3 separate regions of the Homo sapiens genome follow, and all the other regions are linked to region 1. Evidence: chromatin loops called from intact Hi-C (ENCODE). Cell type or tissue: dorsolateral prefrontal cortex. All regions are shown on one strand.

The links. Peaks named below come from ENCODE experiments on the same cell type or tissue, not always from the same donor. Only the 100,000 strongest peaks of a DNase experiment are listed, where the experiment ranks them.
Region 2: a loop joins it to region 1, with 4 times the contacts of the local background. A loop is called at or near these places in 3 of 110 quality-filtered maps.
Region 3: a loop joins it to region 1, with 5 times the contacts of the local background. A loop is called at or near these places in 17 of 110 quality-filtered maps.

What each region holds. Positions count from the first base shown.
Region 1 is chr4:95,162,973-95,170,972 of GRCh38, forward strand. UNC5C (unc-5 netrin receptor C) reads right to left here. Exons shown (of 16, transcript NM_003728.4): 15 at 7,182-7,360; 16 at 1-6,427. The coding sequence ends at 6,262. Among named protein-coding and RNA genes, the nearest start is that of UNC5C, 380 kb to the right of the region's middle. In dorsolateral prefrontal cortex, CTCF peaks have their summits at 3,157 (motif pointing right) and 3,365; DNase peaks (open chromatin) are centred at 3,201 and 7,299; H3K27ac peaks cover 7,583 bases.
Region 2 is chr4:95,406,067-95,414,066 of GRCh38, forward strand. All of the region lies in intron 1 of UNC5C (unc-5 netrin receptor C), which reads right to left. The region is part of intron 2 of LOC124900736 (a long non-coding RNA gene); the gene reads left to right. Among named protein-coding and RNA genes, the nearest start is that of UNC5C, 140 kb to the right of the region's middle. In dorsolateral prefrontal cortex, no CTCF peak of the experiment used is centred here; DNase peaks (open chromatin) are centred at 3,851, 4,520 and 4,760; H3K4me3 peaks cover 1,281 bases; H3K27ac peaks cover 8,000 bases.
Region 3 is chr4:96,031,378-96,039,377 of GRCh38, forward strand. No RefSeq gene overlaps it. Among named protein-coding and RNA genes, the nearest start is that of PDHA2, 200 kb to the left of the region's middle. In dorsolateral prefrontal cortex, a CTCF peak has its summit at 4,520 (motif pointing left); no DNase peak of the experiment used is centred here.

The DNA.
Region 1 (8,000 bases):
GTCTTCTTTACAAAGAGCAAAGAGGAAGGTCACCAACTTGCTTCAGCTCAACATTAAACTCAACACATATAACACCATGACATCACACACACACAGTGATGTTCCCTGCAACTGGGCTCGATGCATTATGTCTGGAGGGCGAGGGCTGCGCTACCAATGGCAGATCTAGGAAAGCGTGAAGAAGAGAATGCAAATCACTTGTTCCACTGTTCTGACTGCTGTACTTTTTCTTGTCCATGGCCTGGAGGAGTAGACATCTGAGTTTTTACCCCTACATGTACAGATGCCATTTGTTACTTTCGGGATAGAAAAGGCAAAGGTATTTTACACCAGCTGTAGATTTCTTGCTCTTATATGTCACTCCGAACAGAGTTGTTTTAACATTGAGAACCTATGTAGCTCAGGTCCCCATTCTCTGATGCTGCCTCCATAGTGCTCAGGATCAGAGGCCAAAAGAGAGCCCATCAATCCTTAGGCTGCTGATCAGCAAAACCTGCCTACAATTCATCTTCTACACACCAGTACTGAGGGTTATTCCACCCCGGATCAGCGCCATCAGGTTCTACAGCTGGTCTGATAGTACTTAGTCCAGTAGACCTTTGGAACTTAAAAATGACACACAATTTAGACATATTTGTAAAAGACCCTTAAATGGTATGACTTGCAATTTATATTTTTGTTGAAGGACAAATCTGAAATGGTATGTTAAAAGGCTGGCATTCAGTAGCAAATACTATGGCAGGTGGGCAGCTGACTATATCTCAGGGTAGCTTCCTTGTTTCTACTCAGAAGCTAGTTGGGCCACAACTGTCACGACATTCTGCAGAGATTCCCAACCTGGGATTCCAGAAGATCTCTGGACAGGTCCCTTCAGTAGGCAAGCGTCTGAGTAGACAGCAGGCTGATGAAGAGCTGCTAATAATTGGTGGGCTTGCTGTGCCAGTACACTTGCGGAGTACCTGTTGGTTTGTCCTGCTGATGCCCCCCAACCATGCTAAATAGGTCTGAGGCACACATTACATTTGGTTGAATGAGCCCGTTAATATCCTACCACAGATGAATACAATGAGGTGACAGGAAAACCTAGGAACCATGACTTATGAAGACTGGCTGTTAAAGTAGCATTTATGAAAATGGGGTAAGCACAAGGCTGATAAAACTAAAGGATCTGGAAGCTCATGGCTAGACTTAGTCTGCAGAGAAAACCCACCCAGTTCTACACAAAGCCATCTCCCCACTTTTCAAAAATAGGTTTTTCACACTAGAATTCTGGAAATGACTTCATTTGGCTTTCCTGGCCTGTATGGATATGGGTTTACATAACATTGGTTACAATATATTTATTCCCCCTTATGCCTTATTCCATTAAAAAGAAATAATTAGAGATGCAAAGGAAATCTTCCAAAGTGATCATTACAGCCAGAGATTATACAAATAGATATCTTAGGGTAGAGAAACATTACTTCATTGCCCAGAGGCAAAGTTCTAAAGATTTCAGTCAATACTAGCTCAGCAAGGTTAAAGAATATATAAAAATAATACAAAAAGAAAAATAAAAGCCAAAGAGTAATAGTTGGTCCTATGAGGCACTCGAGAGGTAAAAAAATGTTTTGTTAACTTGAGATAATAAAATATTTTCCTTATTAGATCTATAAAATCTAATGCTTATCAACCATTATCTTGAGCAATGATGTACTGCTTCACAAAAGCTCTTCCATTCTCAAAGAAGATGGATAAAGTCCCATTTCATTTCAGCTGTGTTTCCATGGGACCCCTCTCATTCATTAGCCTTGGGCTTACACTGAGTTCTCCACATGAAACTGATGACTTGTCCAGAACAACTGCCCAGCAAAAGCTAAGACTCATTCAACTTGAAGGCTTGAAAACCCAACAAGTAAACCTTTTCTACCTTCTTTATGCTCTCTTGCAAGTCCTTATATAGGTTTATATTTTCCTGGCCCCATAGGGGCAGACCTTATAGAGGCAAAGACCTTTGAATTCTGGGGAGATGGTGATCACCTTATTAACTCCCTTCTGCATACGTGGATTACAGAGGAGTAAGCAGACCAAGAGCACAGCTGCTGTGATCCTGACAGAGACACACAGAAGGACACGAGACAAGAGCCTTGTTGCTCTTTGCCAGGAGAAGTGAAAAGTCTTGATTCCACCCTCAAAACGTTGACTTTTCAGATACCTTACTTGTAGGAAAAAATACCTTAAAAAAATTACTGGTCGCATAGTTTCAGGGTGTCCTGAACTCAGTCCCCACGACTTTTTTCTCCTGAAAATCGCTCTACTTTTTGATAGTTGAGAGACTTAAATCTATAAAATAGTATATATGAAAATGGCTAATGATTATGCAGTTTGATATTGAACACCTCACCCAAAAGTTGTCCAGTTCTTGAAGAGCCTAACTTGCTCACAGCAGGATGGGGGTTTTCTGCATAGCAGAGGTGACTGTTCATTTGGAAGATGCCGTTTGTGAAACAGCTGTTAGCTGTGAGAACCTTGGTGTTACACAGGTTTGTCATCACCATGCCAGTTATCAATTCTGAATCCAACTTCTATTCCTTCCAGATACATTAAGGAAACTTGAAAGAGTGTGATAAGAAGAAAATAAAAACAGGATGAAACCTCTGCCTTTGGATTCCCAAATTCAGCAGAAAAGAAGCTGCTTTCTTCCCTTTGATTAACAACCCCAATTTTCTCTTCCCTAGACATAGTATTCCATTCGCATATATAAGACTTATTTCTTTCTAAGCAGATACTTCTTACATTTCCAAAGATAAATATTAAGGAACTAAAAGGAGATTTAAAGTATACAAACCCCAATGAAAACCATAAGTGTTAAAAATGACAACTCTTCAAAGACTGTTTTATATAGATTTTACATAGTTCTGTTACAAGAAGCAACTGAAGATATGTTGTGTATGAATGAGTTGATGTACTGGGCTCACAGTGACCTAATATTGAGATGAGTGATGCAAATGAAAAAAAAGTGAGAATAAGAAAATTATAAATTTGAAGTGAAAATTTCCCTACATCTGTTTGTCATAAAGGTCCTTGAACTCTACAGGTTTTCATTCCCTTCGTCAAACACATTCTAGTGAATATTAAACTCAGGTTAGATTGTGTTGTACACCACTAGATGGCAGCATGCACAAATGATAGTTTTTTCTATCCAAATGAAACCAGCCAAACTGCCTCTCCAGCGGTGTAGAAAGAAGCAGGATGTATCACATAGAATGGTTGATGAAGTGGCTTCCTATGAAATGAACTGTTATATCTGGACCTTCTAAGTTTGAAAGCAATCTAACAGCTATTACTTTACTCCAAAGGAGAAGGAAATCAGAATTTGTAGTGAAAATTATTTGGTATAAATAGTGTATGTATGGAAGTTGTCATTCACTTAATAGGAAACATTAAGGGTTCTGACAGATGAGTACCTCACACACGAAATCAATCACTTTTCCCTTTTCTGGTGGTGGGAAGTTGAACCAAAAAAGCATCTGAAGTGAACCCCAAGGGTTCTCAGTGACTTCAGTAAGACAAACAATTCCTGTTTGTGTTCAATAGTTCTGTGTTGGTGACTTTTTAGTCAAAATAAGTTTTTAGTAACAGTTATGGAATTGATTCATGTTCATAGCTACATAGTTGCTCCCCTCTAGTTTTCACTAGGCATAGAAGTTTCTTTGACCATTCAGTTCAGATTCTAGTTCTTGATTTCCATAGATGATTCCACAACCCTGGTACTGATGCGTAATCTTGACAAGTTTATTTCAAAATGTAGGAATGGACAATAGCTCTCTTTCCTCCTCCTCCTTTTAAAAAATGTGTGTGTATAACTGCGTGTATATATATTTGATTTTTAATTTAGAATACAGTTTTACTCATTGCTACAAACATCCACTGAACTTGTTTATAGTGCAATCTCTCCCTTCCCCAGTCAGTGTACAAATATTTTAAATATGGAAATCCTAATGCAGGGGGTGGGCTGAGAGAGATTTTATAGAATATATGTATGTATGTCCAAAACAGAAGATACGGAATAAAAAGCATGAAAGAAAGAAGAGGTTCCATAGCAAGGTATCAGCAGTTCCTCAGGGATGAGGATGGCGGAGGCATCAAGGAATCTCAAGATGCTACCAAAATAGGAGCGGAAACATGGAAAGATGGAAGCACATGTATAATTCAAGTCTGTTCAGCAACTTGTGTGCCTCCAGCCTAAAAGTAAACCACAGTCATGTTCTAAAGGTTCCGATTCATACACATGTCTGCTTGTTCTTCAGTTTTGGTTTTGCTACTGGGCTTTGATTCTTTAATCCCCACCTGCTGAATGAATTGAGTCCTTGTGTTTGTTAAAGAGCTTGTGATGGTCCCAAGGAAACATAATAGTTGTTTACACAAAGTAGTGTGTTGACTAACAAACATTTTGCAGGACAAAAGTTTTTAAAGAGCTAACTAGACAGCTTTTATAAATGCTACTGAATATTATGACAGCAAAGAAAGATTAAGGGTGGGGGGGTGTAGCGTAGAAAAAAATGCACCAAGTTCCTACTGCCAGATAAACTTGTAGGAGTGGTCTAGATATCAAGATGCCAAGACAATAATAAAAAACAGAATTTGCAACCAGTCAGGAAGGCTGGGGGCAGGGGCATCCCAAGAGAGGCTAAGAAAATGATAATAAAGGGATGTCATCTCTCAGTGAACAGCATAATGCAATGATGCAGAGCGACTCAGGCCAAACAAACAACATCATAATGCTGGTTAGAATAATCATCTTCCTTGTCAGAACTACTTGAAAGGCGTAACATAGCCTGGGCAAAAGACCAGCTGATGATTTTTAAATGATGATCCAGGTCAGAGTCCATTGTGGTCTTCAGACTGATGAATGAGACTGGAGGCATCACGGTGGAAGTTGAGCATTTCAGAACTTGGAGATGATCTAATCCCACCCTTTCACTTTCTAGTGAGGACACTGAGGTCGTGTGGTTAAATGACTTTCTCAAGGTGGCGCAACAAGACAGTGACAGACCCACAATGAGAACTGGTTTCTTGATCTCCAGTTTAGAGTCCATTCCTCCAACCACACTGCCTCTAGAGTAGAGCACCATAGGGAGTCGACGTGGGGCCACACAACGGCAATATTAAGTGAACTTAATAGAGAACACGTCTCCTTAAGACTCCTCAGAGGAGAAAGAAAGACCCTGCCTGAGCAAGCTGAAGGAACAGACTGACAAAGCCATTCAGCATTTATCAATCACCTTTCTGGGGTGGAATAAGGGAAAGGTAAAAGGTCAAGGAAGTGATGCATGTTGAATTAAACTGATGACCACACCCACCTTGATAGGTGAAAAGGTGGGACAGGTCTAGTCAATAACCAAATACTAACAAACAGCACTGCTAACAAAAATAGAAATTTAAAAAAATCATTTTACCAGAATACCTGTAAATAATAATAATACCTTTAAAAAAAAACACTTCATATTGCATATTACAAACAAACACACATGTTGTGAAAAAAATGCTTGTTTGTGGGGTTGAACATGAATCACTGTCTTCCCTGCAGTGCTACAGCTTTATTCCCAAAGGGCACCAGAAGGGTCCCTCCAAGGAATAGGAGTCTTAGTTATTTCTTTTTTACACTTAGATTCTCCACTTCCCTGATACAAACAGTAACACTGGTTCTACAAGTTCTAGAAACAGAACACTGATGGGAGGATTATCTGAGACACTTGATGCACACGATTTGTAGCAAAAGTCTGTGATTTCTCTGTAAATTACTAATCTGAAATAGACACAACAAACCGTCCACAGCTTCAACTTCAAATGATTTGAACAAAAATAGAACGAGCCATGGACAGTGTCTGCATCCCTGTCCAATTTGATGTAAACAACATTTGTAGAAATTGGGTTTGTTAAGAAAGTTTATCCATATATCTGGATAGCAATAAAAAGCGTTTCCTAGGAAACTGTAAGATCCTGTACCACACAGCATACAGCCCAACTAAGAGGAAAATTAGGTTGATAGCTAAATTCAAGGTACAAATTTACACAATTTTTCTTAACTCCCGTGATGATGTCCGAGTAAAGTGGGCATGTACATGGGCAGTTGTATCTGTTTTCCTTCTGGCTCCTGCTGCAGTCTTGCCTGTGAAGTGCATTGGTCTCATCTGGATTTCCTCCTCAGCTGTGATTCACCTGGACGGCCACAGACTCCCTGTGCATTTTTGTCCTTCATTTCCCCTTCCAGCATGGTGGTTAATACTGCCCTTCTGCTGCTAAGGACACCACCGTTTCATGTCTTCCCATTTCTTCCAAGACAGCTGCCAGCATGCTCAGGTTTCCATCTGGGAAGTTCTGTGCTTCCCAAAGATCCAGGATTACGCCAGTTGGGCTGGATTTGGTGGCAAAGTAATTCAAGTACCTGTAATTGGGAAAGAGAAAATGTGCTCAACAGTGTGACTTACATATCTATTTTTCCTCAGCTAAACCTTTCTGTCTCTCTACTTGTCTTTAAGTTTCCTGGTCCCATTGTGGCTGACAGTGAGCCATCCTAAATAACTAGCCCATGCTTAATTAGATCAGCCCCAGACAGGGGATGTGATGTTTAACTTTGTGAACCTCAGCTCTGAGTGAGATAATTTAAGAGACAAGATGTCTATGGGTCATATTCTAAACAGGAAATCAAGAGACTTATGTTTTCTTTCTAGTCCAGGCTTGGATGATCTTTGACAGGTCATGCCACATGTTATGTTTGGTAGTGACGGTGACACTCCACAAAGTAGACGCTCCAGAGGTCTCTTTATAACTTAATATCAGTGCTGTGTTGGCATGCTAATTATTAATCAAACATTAGGTCCTGCTCAACTGCAGAGGAGGAGCAATAACTACGGTAGTGAATGGCTATATGATTTGGGGAATTTAGCCCATCAGCTTGGCAAAGTGCATCACAAAACTTGATACTTACCAATGCCAGATAAGCTCAGAATGTCTCTTAGCACTCTTTGCAAGCCCGTAGTGCAAGGTACAAGGACAGAGCTTAATGCATATTTGCAAAATGAAAAATTAAATAGATGTGTGGATGGAAAAAAAAATGAAGCTAACCCTACGTCTAATAGTTATCGGTCCTGGAGGGCACTAACAGAAAGAAGCTAGTCTTGGGGCCAGACCATACCCACCTGTCCAGGTTCAGCTTATGGGCCAGCATCCTCCAGTCATGGCCTCTCGTCTGGGGGGCATCCAGGCTGCTACAGAGCTTCTGCCGGATAGGGAGAGGGATGCTGAAAGCACTGGGCCCCGTGACCGTGGTGATGGTGTTCGCAGGATCCAGCAGCGGCAAATCGATGCCAGTAGGTTCCTGTAGTTCAGGGACAGGAACAACACAGCATTATTTCTGAGGACAAAAGCAATCTCTATTGAACCAATCAACATAATGCCTTGCTTTGAGTGATAAGAAAAGAATGAATGCTGTTATTCTTCTTAGGAAGAATGGCTTCTTCTTAGCCTGAAAGTTGTGCATCACTAGATGTAACCTGGCTCAGAGATAGAGGTACATACATTTTGAGCTAACTTTGCATAGCCTCAGATTTGTGAGTCTTTGGTGAGGACTGGGCTGGATGGAAAGCTCTGGTGTGATTCGATAACAGCTTTACTAATGGGATTCTCCAGGCTGAGAGAGAAGAGAGGGAATATCAGAGCTCCTAAAGGTTTAAATTTCAGGAGAGGAAAATGTTCAAAAGGGCAGTGCTTTGGGAATGAATAGATCTGAGATTCAAGGCTTCTGGAAACAGCCTGACCTTGAGGAGAAAGTCCTGGGCAAATGCTCCAGTAGTTCTGCTAAACTCCACAGAAGATGTCTCAGTTCTGCTTTTGTTGAATGAACTGGAACATAGCTCTCCTCTAAATGATATCAACTTAAGGCTAATTTCTTAAAAAAGAAAATGGTAAACACAGTATATTATTGCCTTAGGGCAAGTTGTTAATGGCATCCTCCAATT
Region 2 (8,000 bases), 240 kb after region 1:
GAGTTTTCCGTGGCACTAGCAAAAAATTGAGATCACTGCTTTAATGTCACGAGGACTGAAAAAAACAGGAACAAATCGACTTTTATGCTAGGTAAAGGTATGATTTCAATATTTCTTGACTCCTCAATACCATGACTTCTCACTTCATCCTGACATGAAAAACCAAATTACTGGTCCTGTTTCCCATGTCCCTGCTTTTCAGTGTTCTGCTTCCCATCTGTAGCAGTGCTTCATCTGCACTAATGTTGGGTTGGGTGAGCAGTGCCCTCCCCTCCAGTTAATGTTCTGCATTATACAGCATGGGCTTCCTGGAGATGGTGCCATGATCCATAGGTACCGTGGCAGGATTTTCAAAGACCTTGACATCATCTGAAAAGTTATTGTTTGATTCCATTAGGTCCATCCCTGATTTCATTTCTCTAAAATGAAACCTGACAACTGTAGTTTAGGCAGGGCTTATATGGGATGCAACTAGGGCAGACTTGATTCACAGTCCAAATTTATCAGTACATGGCAAAAAAATAGGTTGTATAACAAAACTAGGTCAAAACCCCTGATTTCTTTCACCGTCAGTCCCTTAAGCCACTCTACTTCATTAACAACGTTTACTCATTCTTTATTTCCAAGTTTAAATTTCTGAGTATAATTTATAGAGCAAATCAAAGACTGAGAAATAAGTGCATTATATGCTTCTGGAGAATTAAATTCAGATTCAAATCTTAAGGTTTCAAAATGTTAAGAAAAAGCAATTTATATATTTTTCAAAAGCTAGTTCACTTCAAACTATATTTTCAACAATTTCATGATTTAAAAATATGCTCACTCAAAAATGCAAACATTTGCCTTTAAAATCAAAATAATTCAGTGGTTATAGATGGCAAACTTAACAGACATAATGTTAAATGGACATTTTTAGGGGCTTCAAGAAGGAGGTATAAGTTATTGATTATACAAAAATGATTGTACTTTGCTCCTGAAATCCCCAATTCCAGTGAAGAAATAGAAAAGCTACAAACACTAGAACAAAGAGAATGGGAGAGTAGACAATAGCAGATTAAGGTTGTCAAAAACACTGAATATGAAAATAAGATGAGTTATTAAAAGCTAAAGTTTTAGATTATAAAGCTCTTATCTAGAATTTTATATGCAGCACAGTATCGATTGACTATATGAAGAGAATAAAGGTGTTTTTTGGGATACGAGGGCACTAAAATTTTACCTACTTATTCATTTTGAGGAAGATGCTAAAGGGTATGTTTCACCAGCTGTGGGGAGTAAAACATACAATGGGATGTGAGGAATTTCAAGCGGGAGGGTGTACAGTAAAAGTGAGAGGGTAGAGGCAGGGCAGTGGGCAGAGAAATCGCAGGTGGACACCTCACTTGTTCAACATTCCTGAAGCTAAAACCAATCATGCTCAGCTGAGACAAAGGGCAGGGGTCTCCAGAAGGATTGCATCCAAAGAGAAACAGACAAATTACATGATGTGTGTAGTTTTTCTGGAATTTTATGGAAGCACTTAGGGATACATTAATTTTAGTATGTAGAAATCTAAGGATGAGGAGAGAGAGAGAGGCACAAAGAGACAAGTTATTAACTTCAATTAAAACAAGAAGTCATACAAGAAAGTAAATAAATTAATATGATGATTCACCTTCAAATAACATTTGTACAACCAAGAGGCTGTAAACACTTAATGCTAATTTATCCAAAAGGCGTTATATTACTGTATTGGGCAGCTAGGAGAGGGGAGCATATGGAATGGAAAAAGGGCTCATAACAGGGTGAAATTGCAATTTGCAATAGTTGAAAGTCAATCACAGATGGCTAAAAATGTTAAGAATAATAGAATAAACACTTTACTTAGGAATACCTGGGTAAAAACCAGAAGAAATGATTAGAGTCAAAAGTAAGTGGGTTGCTCAGCAGTTAGTAAGGAATTATTTGGCTTTTTAAAATGTCATGTTTTACTATTATGGTAAAAATATATTACACATTTACTTAATCTATAAATTAAAGTAATTCCATTATGTTGTTAATGTATTGTTAAATACATTCATTTTAAAATAAATTGTTAATTCAATAAAGACTTCAAAGCAGATTTTTATAAAAATTGAATACAAAATGCAGCAAGCATATTTCATTGTCATAGGATATTCAGATGCTTCTGAAATATCTAATCTACTATGTGCTTTAAATGGCTGGAAGTATTTTTGAGACTTCTGTGAAATGAAAATACTTCTGATTGTCTAGCTAAAATTCTCTGTCTATAAGATACCAAAATTTTTCACCTGCAACTTTCCTTTTCTGTTCTGTATCACATAAATGCATTCAGTCTGTTTTCATTAGTGCTTTTGTCTTTGGAGTCAATCATTCTAAATATAAAATATTAAAACATGATGAACTATAGAATCTTTTTGAATTGCTCATCTTCTGTATGTTAGATTTCTAAGGGAAATCTTCCTCTCTCAATAGTAAAGCATTTGTTACCAAGTATTAAAAAGCAGCACAGTCAGTATTATTTGATATATACTAACTGAACACTGAACCGTTTAATAAGAAAGAGAATCAAGTTTGGCCTTTCAATACACTGAAATATTTGTGCTTAGGGCACTGAAATATTTCTAATATAAAAATGTGTAAAAATTTATTTCTGGGTTTACATTATACACAAGAGAGCAGAAAATATATACAAGAGAGATTTTTAAAGACAGAAAGACATTTCTCTTCAAATATGAGATAAGGGTGATCTACAGCATGTAAGTATAACCTTAAGTATAACATGGAATAACCTTCCTGAAGATTAGAGGGTTGAGAATAATACCCCCTTTCACTTGGGAGCCTATGATTTGACTCACACCCACATCATTTAGAGAAATGAACAGACTGAGATAGCCAATGCTAGCAGAGCTACCCATGATCCGAATTTACAAAGAGGCAGGTGAAGTACACAGTTTGACAAGTTAGTTTTTTTAAATAACAATTGACTTATATTCTAGATTATTTGATTCTCTTATTTCAAGCCACTGTCAATGCTTTATCCTCACATAGTTCAAAACGCTTTGCAAGAACTTTCCTATCTATCAGATTAGTTCCACCTCACACAATCATTAGGAGGTTAAATAACAAGCATTACTATTCTCATTCCAATGACAAAAAAGACTCAAAGGAGGTAAATGACTTCTTTGCTCTTTGTTTATCTTTAGGAAAAAAAATGAAAATATGACTCAGGACTCTTGTATTTCCTGTCTAATCTTTGCACTCTCATCCATCACTCCCAACCTGCAGACATCAAACAGTTCAAGGGACTCAGGATAAGGTTAAAATGTCCACATTCTTAACTCCAAATTCAAATCCAGCATTATCTTCAGAAGGAATCAAGAATATATCCTACACATATGTATAACTCTATTTTTCAAATGTGCATTAATGTTGCTCTGATGAATAAAATACACACTTGTGTAAAAGCTTTCTATTGCATTCACAATTGCCTTTTATCTTTATGTATCCTCAAATCAATGGATATTAAAAGTACAACTACTTAGTGAAGGTGGGCACAATTTTTTGGTACTGAAAAAAAATATCCTCTATGAGTCCAGTTGGGGGATATGTCTCTTGGACAGGCCCTCATTGACCAGGCAAACTAAATCAAGCACCCACTCTGCCCACCATTCCCTATCTCAGTCCTTTCTCCTCTTCATTGCATTCACAAGCATTCTATCTATTTCTTGACTTGTTTGAGGATCTGCTCTGCTCCATTCCTCACCTGTCACAAGAGGCTAATGTCTGTCAGGGCATAAGCAGTGCTGCTCTTGTATGCCTCTATGTGCGCCTAGGGCTGGCCTGACATCAATGAGGGGCTTTGTGTAGCTCAGCTGACTTAACGTTAAACCAATGTTTCCACACCCAATCTCCCAGTGGGCTGATGGCTCTACCCTCTTATAGTAGATGATCACAGTGTAAGCAGAAAATCAACCATGGCAATGAAAATAGTGACTGCTAGTGATTTTGGGGTGTTTAGCATGCCATGTTAGTACCTTACTATGTATTATATAATACTTGTACCCCAGCCTGTAAGGAGGGTATTACTCCTTCTTCTTTGCAGATGACACCGCTGATTTTCAGAGAAGTTAGGCACTGTTGTCCTGGACTGATGCACCTCTTAATTATATCTGCATGTTCCTAAAACCAGCCCTAATCCACTGGGTTGTAATGTCCCTGTACCACTCTAAATGCATGATACCTCCTACTAGGTCCCAGTCTCATTAATGAAAAGAAAAAAGGAAAAAAGACAAATGGATTTCACCCAAGGGGTTACCTGCCTTCTCTTACTTATGCACATTTATTTAAGACTCCACCTCTTCTTTAGAATTCAACAGATGTTTCAGCGTTCACTAAAATACCCCATTATTTTTCAGTGAGGAAGAGAAGAGGGTGGAGTCAGAGATGCTCACAAAGGGAAGTTTGTGATGCTGAATCAGACTCAGAGCTGAAGTGCAGGCAAAAGATGCTGCTACCGCCCAGAGCAGAATGAAAGAGCCACTTTGTTAGTACTGGGGGAGAGTGTTAGGGGATGCAGCGTTTAGCTAGAAGAAAGTCAAGCCTCAGGCAGAAATCAGGGCAATTATTGAACAGATCTGGGGGCATCACATTCACTCTGAACACTAGAGATGATGGCCTTCTGCTCAGAAGCAAATGACAGCATTCAAATGTGGATCCTACCCCAATCAAGCCCCCACCCTGCTCGCCCAGTGTACAGAATCAAAGGGAGTTGGACACTCAGCCTAGCTCTGCCTCAGGGTTGACAAATGTGAGATCAGCCCCTCCTCACCACCACCTGGTTCCCTCTGGACCTTCTAATGGTTTGGAGGGCAGAGGAATAATGTAATTTGTCAGGAAAGGGACAAATGCTGCAATAACAATGTCCACCTAAACTGGCAAATGCTTGGTTTAATTGTCTCTACAAGTCAACCTAGCAGGAGTTCAGCAGGGGAAGCTGATGATCCAAAAGAAATTATTTTCTTATCTGTTATTGAAAATTTCAAAGAAAACACATGCCACAGCCCCTCGGGACAAACCAGAGAATGACCAGGACAGGGAAGATGGATGTCTTCCAATGTCTTGGCATATCTAACTTTAAGATATTGAGTATACTATCATAACTTTCTGCCTGAAACGTCTTTATTAGAGGAACAAGATTTATGTTTTTGGTCTAGGGGGCAAAAAAAACCCTCAGATGTCCACAAAGGATCCTCTGTAAGTCACTCAGCCTATCTGATTAGGGGTACATAGTGCAGAATTTTAAAGAGAAAGTTATCTTCTTTTGGGTGGCCACATTTCCCAACCTTGCAATTTACTTTATCCATTCCCTTGAGCTTTCTGGCACATTATGTTACTTTTTTGGTTTCTTTTAGAAGTTCCTGCAGGAAATAGTAACTCTCTGGTTTCCTGATTTTCAAAAATGAATGTTCACATATGTTTAGCATCAGGCTGTTTTGTATCCAACCGTAAATCTGCACACTACAGGAAAAGTGCATGTATTTTAAATAATTCACATACTGCAGTACAAACTTGCATTTCACTGGAGGAAATTAGGCAGATTAGAAATTCATAAATTGGATCGCAATCTCTTTTCTTTGTAAATTTAAAATCATACTAGTTGGCTAAGTGATATTTAGGAGAATACAGTTAATTATTAACTTGAAACTTTTCTGATGGATTTCAGCAGGGGTAACTGGATCTCAGACTAGTCATTGTGTTCCCTCCAACCGGCCCTCTCCTGCCTGTATCCACTGCTACTGTCTTCGTTAAGGACCTTCTCATTTCTTGCCTAACAACTGCCAGAGTCTCCTAAGTGGCCTTCCCTGGCCTCTTGTCATCACTCTCTCCCACCACTTCTCCATAATGCTGTGGAATGTTTTTTTTTTTTTTTCCTAAAACCTAATTCTAGTCATGTCAGTGTCTGCTTTAAATCTGACCTATTTCTTTACAATATAAATGCCCACTTCCTGGTTGGCATAGTGTCCTGCGTGAGCTTCTTCATCTCATCTCTGGTCATTACTCCTCTCTTCCTCAACACTCACATTCAAGTCATGCCAACTGACTTGTAATTCTCCAGAGTGTGCTGCTTTAAGCCTTTTAATGTTCGTACCTGTTTCTCCATCTTCTCCAAACTACCCTTCTCAATCCTCTTCACCACGTTAATATCGCTCCACACAAAATTCCAATCTCATATTAATATTGTATTTTCCATGAAGAATGTGCCCCCTGAACACCTTCTGTGTGGCACAGCTGTGCCAGGGGAGGTTTCCAAGGACCCTGCTTTTCTTTTCTCACACTTGATGGCAATCTCATGTTAGGTCCCCTCCAATCCTAGACTGGAAGCTCCTTGAAGGAACTGACCTTTATCTTGAGGTTGTTTTTCAAGTATTGAGAGCTGTGCCTGACACAGAATCATGGACACTCGATAGATGTTTGTTGGATAAATGAATATATTAAGAATACACTGAGAAGTCACCAGATTTGGTATGATATGAGAAACAGTGTGAAGTCAATTGTCTCCCCCACAAAAAAATTACTGATGCCTGAAAATCTACCATTTACAATTTATTTCATACATGATTTATTGCCTTATTCATGTAAGACAATTAATATGTAAATATTCTTGTGAGAGTTAACACAATGAGTCACCAACTGACCCTGAAGTAGTTTTTGGGTTCCCGCTGTCAACAGAAAGAATGGGAGAGCATACGTTGCAAGAAATAGGTGGTAAGAGAAAGGCCAGGTAGCAAAAGGGTGAGGCTGGCATGGACAGGAACAGTAGAGAAGGATTAAAGCAACTTTGTCAGCTTCCTAATTTTCCCTGGCATGAGTACTTACTTTCCATCTACATACCCAGGATTCTCTCTCGACTTCCTTCACTTCTGCGAATTGAACAAAAGTCAAGAGGGAAATTTTTTATTTCACAGGTACAAAACATATTGGTAAGCAAAGAATGAATCCCATGTGACCCTCTGATAAACTCACCTTCCCTCTTTACCACACTCAGTTCCCCAAACTCATATGCCAAAGCCCTTGCCACATTCCAACCTCCTGATTTACAGCTTTCCTTGATTTGTTGGAGTTATAATTTGCTTTCATAATCCTGAGGCAAACCCTGGTCAGTTTTCTGCAGTGGCCTCTCCTCCTCTGCTTCCAGGATCTCTCATAGCACTGTAAATGCAACGCAAGCAGGATTTTCCTAGCTCTCTGGAGATGCCCACAAGAGTGCTGACCTATATTTCCCTGCTGCCTCCTCAGCCTTGCTTTCTCAAGGCCCACCCATGGTGGGGCCTGGCTGCCAGCAATCTCCTACAGAAGGCCAAACTCCCTTTCAGAATTGCCATTCATCAAGCTCATCATCCAGGCATCATCTAACATCTAATTATTCTGATTATGCCACATTTGTATGGAGGGTCTTATTACCTTTGCACTTTATTGAATATAATACGATTCAGAATAATCAACTGAATTCATCTTCCCAGTGGTGGAAATGAAGGTTTGAAAGCTACACAGACTGCGGAAAGTGTTTTCTGGGACTGTGTTCTACCTCATTTTTGTTCCTTTCCAAATAATAACACTTGTTCATTAAAAACATGTTTCTCTCAACTAGTTGAAACCATTTCCGCGTAGCCTATTTGCAAGTCCCTGCAACAGCCAAGAAAGCAGAAGAACATAAATATTCTATAGCAGCTACCTGGGTCATCTGGCTACACAGCTCCCTACTGCACACCCTGCAAATGTACAGGTGTCAAATTAGCTGCAGAACAGCTCCCTGGTTGTCCTTTTCTATGCAAGAGACAGCCTGCAAATGGGAAGGTTGTGTCTTTACCATCAAAGAAAAGCTGTTCCATAATTTGCACTCAGATCCAAATGCAGAGCCAAATATGTCAGTATCTTATTAAATAGTGGAGGCACATGGGCAACTACCAATTTCTCTTTGATCAGATGTATGTGTTACC
Region 3 (8,000 bases), 870 kb after region 1:
TTGACAAGAAGCTTTCCATACATATGCTTTTCAAAGAGAAAGACAGATTTTGAAACACGTTAATATATTAGCTTTTCCAAGGTAATACATTTGGAGCGTTGTTGGGTTGGCTGACACAGCCCTGTATAGCCTGAGGGAGAACTGCAATGGCTGTTTTACTTTAAGATTTCATTAGATCTAAAATAGTTATATTTCAATTATGCCTCATAATAGTTCAAAGAATTTTGGAAATGCCATATAGTCTTACAACATAGGGAAAATAATCACATGTTAATTTTAGAAATTTAGGTGTCTTAACCATAATTGCTTTGTGGATAGAAAGTAGTATCATATCCAGTGCTGATACAATCAAAATGCTGTATTTAGTCTGCATGAAACTTTTCTTCTGGGAATTATGGAATGCTCTGTCCTATTTAACATAGCATATGGACATAGACTATACTATTATTGTAGTCTTCTTTTTCTATTAAAATGCTAATGAATAAAAAGGGATTTCATTTTTATTAAGGAGGTTAGAAGTACAAGTGTGGGAGAGTGAATTAAAAACAAACCTACTGGGAGAAGAGATAAGAATTCTAGACATCTGCGTGATTCTTTCTTCCACATATCAAATTCGGAATCATACATCCATAGGGAAGAGGAATACTAAAATACAAAAGAAAACTGAACCCAAACTTATGAAAGAATAGCAGGTCACACCAAAAGGGTTCAATGAAAGCAAAGAATTTTCTTATTTTATTCATAAACAATGTAGATATTCATAAAACCCAGAGACACACATAGTGTGTCTTTTGTACTTTTTGTCAAAGTATAAAGACTTTTGAATTAGCTTTTGTACTTTTTGTCATTTTCTTATTTCTTTAAGAAACATGTAATAATACCGTCACGTTATTATTCTGGGCTTTTCTCGTCATGCTCCTGCTTTTTTCTTGCTGACTTGCCTTTGCCTAATTCAATATACATTATTCCCTCCTTCTACTTGCAAAACGTTTTGTGAATCTGATCCCACCCTAATCCATATCCCAAATCCATACTTCCCTTCCAGATTTCAGCTCTGTTCAAGCATTGCTATTATATAGCTATTCAGATGGATAAATTAGGTATCCAGAAAAGCCTACAGGTTACTTCACTTTTTAAAATTGTTGTCACAAGGTTAGAAACTAGCACTTTTCCTAAAAATAAAAATGCTTTTGTGCTGACATTCAGCTGAGTTATTTGAGAGACTTCGTTTTTTATGATAATCATGAACAAAGGTGAAGAACCTAAGAGAAACTGTGCTATTCATCCTGGTCCTAGAGCGACAGGAAAAAAAGATTTTGCAAAGTTAAATGTCTCTAAAAGCCGGTTGCACAGGGTTTCTATTTCATAGCTACATACTTATAATCATTATTGCTATTATTAATTTTATTTTAAGTTCTGGGATACATGTGCTGAACGTGCATGTTTGTTACATAGGTATACATGTGCCATGGTGGTTTGCTGTACCCATCAAGCTGTCATCTAGGTTTTAAGCCCTGCTTGCATTAGGTATTTGTCCTAATGCTCTCCCTTCCTTTGCCCCCCATCCCCCGACAGGCCCCTGTGTGGGATGTTCCTCTCCCTGTGTCCATGCGTCCCCATTGTTCAACTCCCACTTATGAATTAGAACATGCGGTGTTTGGTTTTTTGTTCCTGTGTTAGTTTGCTGAAAATGATGGTGTCCAGCTTCCTCCATGTCCCTGCGAAGGACATGAACTCATTCTTTTCTATGGCTGCATTATAATCATTATTAAGCAATAACAATTCTGAGAAAAAGCAAACAAGAACTTTTTATATTTAAAATTCCTACATAAATGTAATGTTACTTTCAAGACTTAAAACTCTTTAGCTTTAATTATTCATTTACCCTGGAAATTAAGGTTTTTAAAACAAAAATACATAAGCTTAATATCCAAATAGATTTTAACACGGATGGCCTACACATTTAAAATATACTGCCCAAGGTAATTTATAGATTCAATACCATCCCCATCAAGCTACCAATGACTTTCTTCACAGAATTGGATAATATTACTTTAAAGTTCATATGGAACCAAAAAAGAGCCCGCATCACCAAGTCAATTCTAAGCCAAAAGAACAAAGCTGGAGGCATCACACTACCTGCCTTCAAACTATACTACAAGGCTACAGTAACCAAAACAGCATGGTACTGGTACCAAAACAGAGATATAGACCAATGGAACAGAACAGAGCCCTCAGAAATAATGCCACATAGCTACAACTATCTGATCTTTGACAAACCTGACAAAAACAAGAAATGGGGAAAGGATTCCCTGTTTAATAAATGGTGCTGGGAAAACTGGCTAGCCATATGTAGAAAGCTGAAACTCAATCCCTTCCTTACACCTTATACAAACAGTAATTCAAGATGGATTAAAGACTTACGTGTTAGACCTAAAACCATAAAAACCCTAGAAGAAAACCTAGGCAATACCATTCAGGACATAGGCATGGGCAAGGACTTCATGTCTAAAACACAAAAAGCAATGGCAACAAAAGCCAGAATTGACAAATGGGATCTAATTAAACTAAAGAGCTTCTGCACAGCAAAAGAAACTACCATCAGAGTGAACAGGCAACCTACAGAATGGGAGAAAATTTTCGCAACCTACTCATCTGACAAAGGGCTAATATCCAGAATCTACAATGAACTCAAACAAATTTACAAGAAAAAAACAAACAACCCCATCAAAAAGTGGGCAAAGGATATGAACAGACACTTCTCAAAAGAAGACATTTATGTAGCCAAAAAACACATGAAAAAATGCTCATCATCACTGGCCATCAGAGAAATGCAAATCAAAACCACAATGAGATACCATCTCACACCAGTTAGAATGTCGATCATTAAAAAGTCAGGAAACAACAGGTGCTGGAGAGGATGTGGAGAAATAGGAACAGTTTCACACTGTTGGTGGGACTGTAAACTAGTTCAACCATTGTGGAAGTTGGTGTGGCGATTCCTCAGAGATCTAGAACTAGAAATACCATTTGACCCAGCCATCCCATTACTGGGTATATGCCCAAAGGATTATAAATCATGCTGCTATAAAGACACATGCACACGTGTGTTTATAGCGGCACTATTCACAATAGCAAAGATTTGGAACCAACCCAAATGTCCAACAATGATAGACTGGATTAAGAAAATGTGGCACATATACACCATGGAATACTATGCAGCTATAAAAAATGATGAGTTCATGTCCTTTGTAGGGACATGGATGAAACTGGAAACCATCATTCTCAGCAAACTATCGCAAGGACAAAAAACCAAACACCGCATATTCTCACTCATAGGTGGGAATTGAACAATGAGAACACAGGGACACAGGAAGGGGAACATCATACACCAGGGCCTGTTGTGGGGTGGGGAGAAGGGGGAGGGATAGCATTAGGAGATATACCTAATGCTAAATGACGAGTTAATGGGTGCAGCACACCAACATGGTACATGTATACATATGCAACAAACCTGCACGTTGTGTACATATACCCTAAAAGTTAAAGTATAATAATAATAAAATAAAATAAAATAAAATAAAATGTCTAAAATAAGAAAATCTCTTTTTTCTCCCAACTATTTTATCTCATATTCACTGTCTTAGTAAACAATAATGTAGATTCATTCCAATTCACATACAAGAAAATTGAGAACCATCTTATATAAATCCTTCCTACCCAATAGCTAACTATTTAGCAAATCTCTTTTACCTTCAAATGCTTTCTGTTACTTCCTATTTCCACTGCTACTTTCTTACTGAGAAATCATCCATAATTCATCCTGCTGCCAAAGAGACCTCTCTAAAATTCAAGTCTAGTCTTTACCTTCTGAGTGCTGGAGAAGACGACATCGCCTACCACCATGACATCTGAAGTGTTTTTATATTTAACTACTTAATCTCCCAATAACCATTTTCCACAGGTCTAATGCTTTATATTTCACTTGCACTTCAGGAAATCTGAGTTTTTTCAAGTTTCCTATACATTATATTCCTTTTACACTTTCACAATTTTCACACTATTTGTTACTTCTTTCTGGAATGTTTTTCTATTCTTCCTACTTAAGGAATTTTTTTTTTTAAAGTACGTTCACACTCCAACTTAGGCATTGCATTGCTTAGAAAATCTTTGCAGATAATACCTCCACAGGCCAATCCACATATCCTCTACCTTACCTCTGTAAAATGTATATGTGCTTATTTTTGCATTTATCACCAAGACACAAAAACAGTCATATCAGCCTCCCCAACTAAGCTATGAGTTCCTGAAAGAACATCACATTTCTTTCTTTGCAATAAAACAAGGTTTATGGATGGAATAAATAAAAAAATACAAAGGAAAATATGATTCACATGATAGGAGTAGGTAAATGTTAGTGTATTGAAAAATGAAGAATGGCAGAATGATAGCATCTTAGGATAGAATAAGGAACAATAGTTATTGAGGGCTCAGTACAGTTTAAAACATTATGCTGCCCCCTATGGGTTGTAACCATTCTGTGAGTTGTGTGTAATAAGGAGCCCATCTGCTTATTGTGGACTTGGTTAAGGTAAGTAAATTCCTTTCTTATATCCTAGGATACCTTCCTATAGTGATTAGGGTAGAAAGGCCCATAGTTAATGGACCATTCAAGAGTTTCTGACTCAGATGAACTTGACCATTGTATAAAGACTTCCTATCTTAAGTGCTGTCTCAGATTTTATCTCAGTTCCAGCTAATTTGACTTTTTGTGTTCTCTTGTAATGAGATAACAGTCTTGCTCTCCATTTTAATTTTATTGAATATTGAATTCTTATTTTTTATAGACTTTTTGGCTGGTTTAATAGATGGCAGATATATTTTAATATTTATCCTATTTAGAAGTAATTAGGAAACATAGCACTTATCTATAGGTAAATATCAAATTAAATGGAATAGTCATTCAAATGAGAGCATTCACATGTATTCACTTATATTTAAAAAGTTATAAGCTATTATAATAGGAAATTTAAAAGGGATAATTATTGATACTTTTAATGTAACAATCTGATTGTAGAAGAACCATGCTTGATATATAAGGTTTTTTTTCTCTTTCTCATCAGATTTGGTTTTAGAATTAAATTTGTGAGTGACTTAGGATTGTAATGTAATATAATATTAACTGAACTAAAATGACAATTTCCAGACTGTACTTTAGGTAGCCAGGTATACAGAGACTTGTAGTTCAAATACATTTTACCTTTGCCTAATATATGCAGTGGGGCTTAGAGGAAAGAAAGAGGGAGAAAGAGAGACAGAGAACAAAAGCTAAATAATCAGTGTTGCAATATGATGGTTAACAGTTATGATGTTTATGGAAGAGATTAGTAGTTAAATCAGTAGACTGAGTAAAGAAAATCATTCCTCACCAATGTGGGTGGGTGTCGTCCAATATGAGAGGGCTCCAACATGGAGGAAGGGCAAATTCTCTTCTTGAGCTGGAACCTTCATCTCCTGCCCTCAGACATCAGATCTCCTGGTTCTCTGGCCTTTGGACTCCAGTACTTACACCAGTGGCTCCTCCTCCACCCCCGTACCCCATCACTCCAGTTTTTAGGCTGTTGGACTAGGAACAAAGTACACCACTGGCTTTCCTGGATCTCCAGCTTGCACATGGTATATTGTGGGAATTTCCAGCCTTCATAATCACGTGAGCCAATTCCCACAATAACTCTTCTCTAATATATATTTATATCTCCTATTGATTCTCTGGAGAATCCCAAGTAATACAAGAGTGAAAACACAGAAGCCAGACTGTCCACATGTTAGTCTCATCTTTAGCCCTTACACTCACTGAATTTAGGAAAGTCATATAGCTTCTCTATACCTCAGTTTCCTTTTTTGTAAAATTTAGATTACATAACAATTCATACCCTATAGGATACTTTTATGGTTCAAGTGAGTAAACAGGTGTAAAGCAGTTATAAGAGTGTCTGGAAATAATAAATCCTATATACATGTTAGGTATTATTATTATTTTTAAATGAAGAACTGTATTTTGTATTTTTAATACTTTTCTCTCCACCCGATTTAAAAAAAAGATTTAAAAATATGCTTAATCAAGAAGTGTACTTTAAATTAGCAGAAAAATCAATGTTTTTAGAAAAATGCCCTTTCACATCCTCAAAGTGTTTCAGGCTCTCCAAAACCTTTGACAGACATATTATACATTTTTTCACTGATTCATTTATTTATTCATTTATTCACAAATATTTGTTGAGTACTTACTATGTGCCAGACACTGTTCTAACCAGGAGAGATAGAGTGGTGAATAAAAACACATACATGTATGCCTCCCTGCCCTGTAAAGCCTTCAATAAAATATTTCTCATTGTCTAATACATTCAATAAAATAGCTAAACTCAGACAATAAACTATAGATGAATCACCTTTATATTGTTTCATATCATAAGGAAGTGAAAGAATATTCCAGACAATGGTCATTTCCCATTCAAGCTTTGTGGTGGGAGTGGTTAAGGTCAGTTATCCAGGAAAGAGCAATGAGGAGAATGTGTCTGGACCTGGGTGAGAGAGTGAGAGAGCACTCGGTGATGATGCCAAGGGGTGAAACACCATCATGTATATCTTATAGGCCATGGCAATGGTATCGTTTCTATTCTGAGATAGGAGGTTATGAGAAGAGGAATGCCAGGATCAGACTGACAATTTAAGAGAATCACTATGCTTAAGTATAGACTATGGTGAGAAGAGAATAGGGTAAGTGTTTCAGAGCAATTCTGAGTGAGAAAAATAACTTACTGCAAAGTGAATGGACTAGAGGAAGAGTTCAGAATCAGTGGGGTACCAGGTACTCCAAGAAGAGCATCCAACAATTCATATGTACACATAGCACTGTCAGTTTGGTCTTAATTTAGCTCTAATAAAATATGCAGCATGAATAATGAATATGGATGCATGGATTTTAATAAAATCTATATTCTTTAAGTGCATAGTGATCTAATAGAGAGTTTTATATCATTATGAATTGTCTTAATCAGTAGATTCTAAGAGAACAACTACTACAACGTAAGGGGCCTATAATTTTTCATTATTAAGTTTATGCTATTAAAAATTGGAAGCTCCTGTACTAAATAAGAGATCTTAAACTCTAGGTAAATTTTTTCCTCCGTTTCAAAAGAAAGACATGAAAAGTAGCCAAATTTCTAAAGTAAGTCAGCAGACTGGCCAATATTGCCATATTTCTTGCTGTCTCCAAACTCTGTCCTAGGTGCTTCTCATGGCAGAAATTGAAGTTGACAATGTAGGGGCAGGAACACCCACAAGAATACTGAGGATTCTGGCTCAGCCATTACTGCTGTGGGATCCCATTTTCTTAAATTTCAAGATCTGGAGGTCTTCAGGCACTAAATGTCTTGAATTTTCCCAAAGCAATACAATATTTCCATTTAAAATATATCCTATATCTCATCCTCCACATCTGTTTATAGTGATACACAAATAGGAGGAAATAATTTAAATCAAACCTATACACACCTAAATGATTTTACATGGACATAGAAAAATTTCATTGTCACTGGTTGTCCAAACCACATTTTGGAATTAATAATGAGATTTTAGAATTAAATTTTTTTTTAATTGGTGCTCTGTTTATTACCTTCCAGAATTGTCAGAAAGTTAGCATAATGATAATAAACAGCACTAAACAAGTAGCGTTACTTTTCTCAGTTTGATAAAAATTTGCTAGAAGATTGACATAATTTGTTAAATTCACAAGCAAAAATGGTCAATCTCTTTATTATTTATACATAAATATATAGACATAAGTATAGGCACTTTTGTTAATATTTAGATTAAATCCTCAGTTTGTTGGTTAGAATGAGGAAGTGGCATTTTATAATATTCCCAGCCTCTATTTTGCTACTGTCCACTAAAATAAATCACACTGTAACTAGTATCAATATATTTTCGTTTCCTCAGAG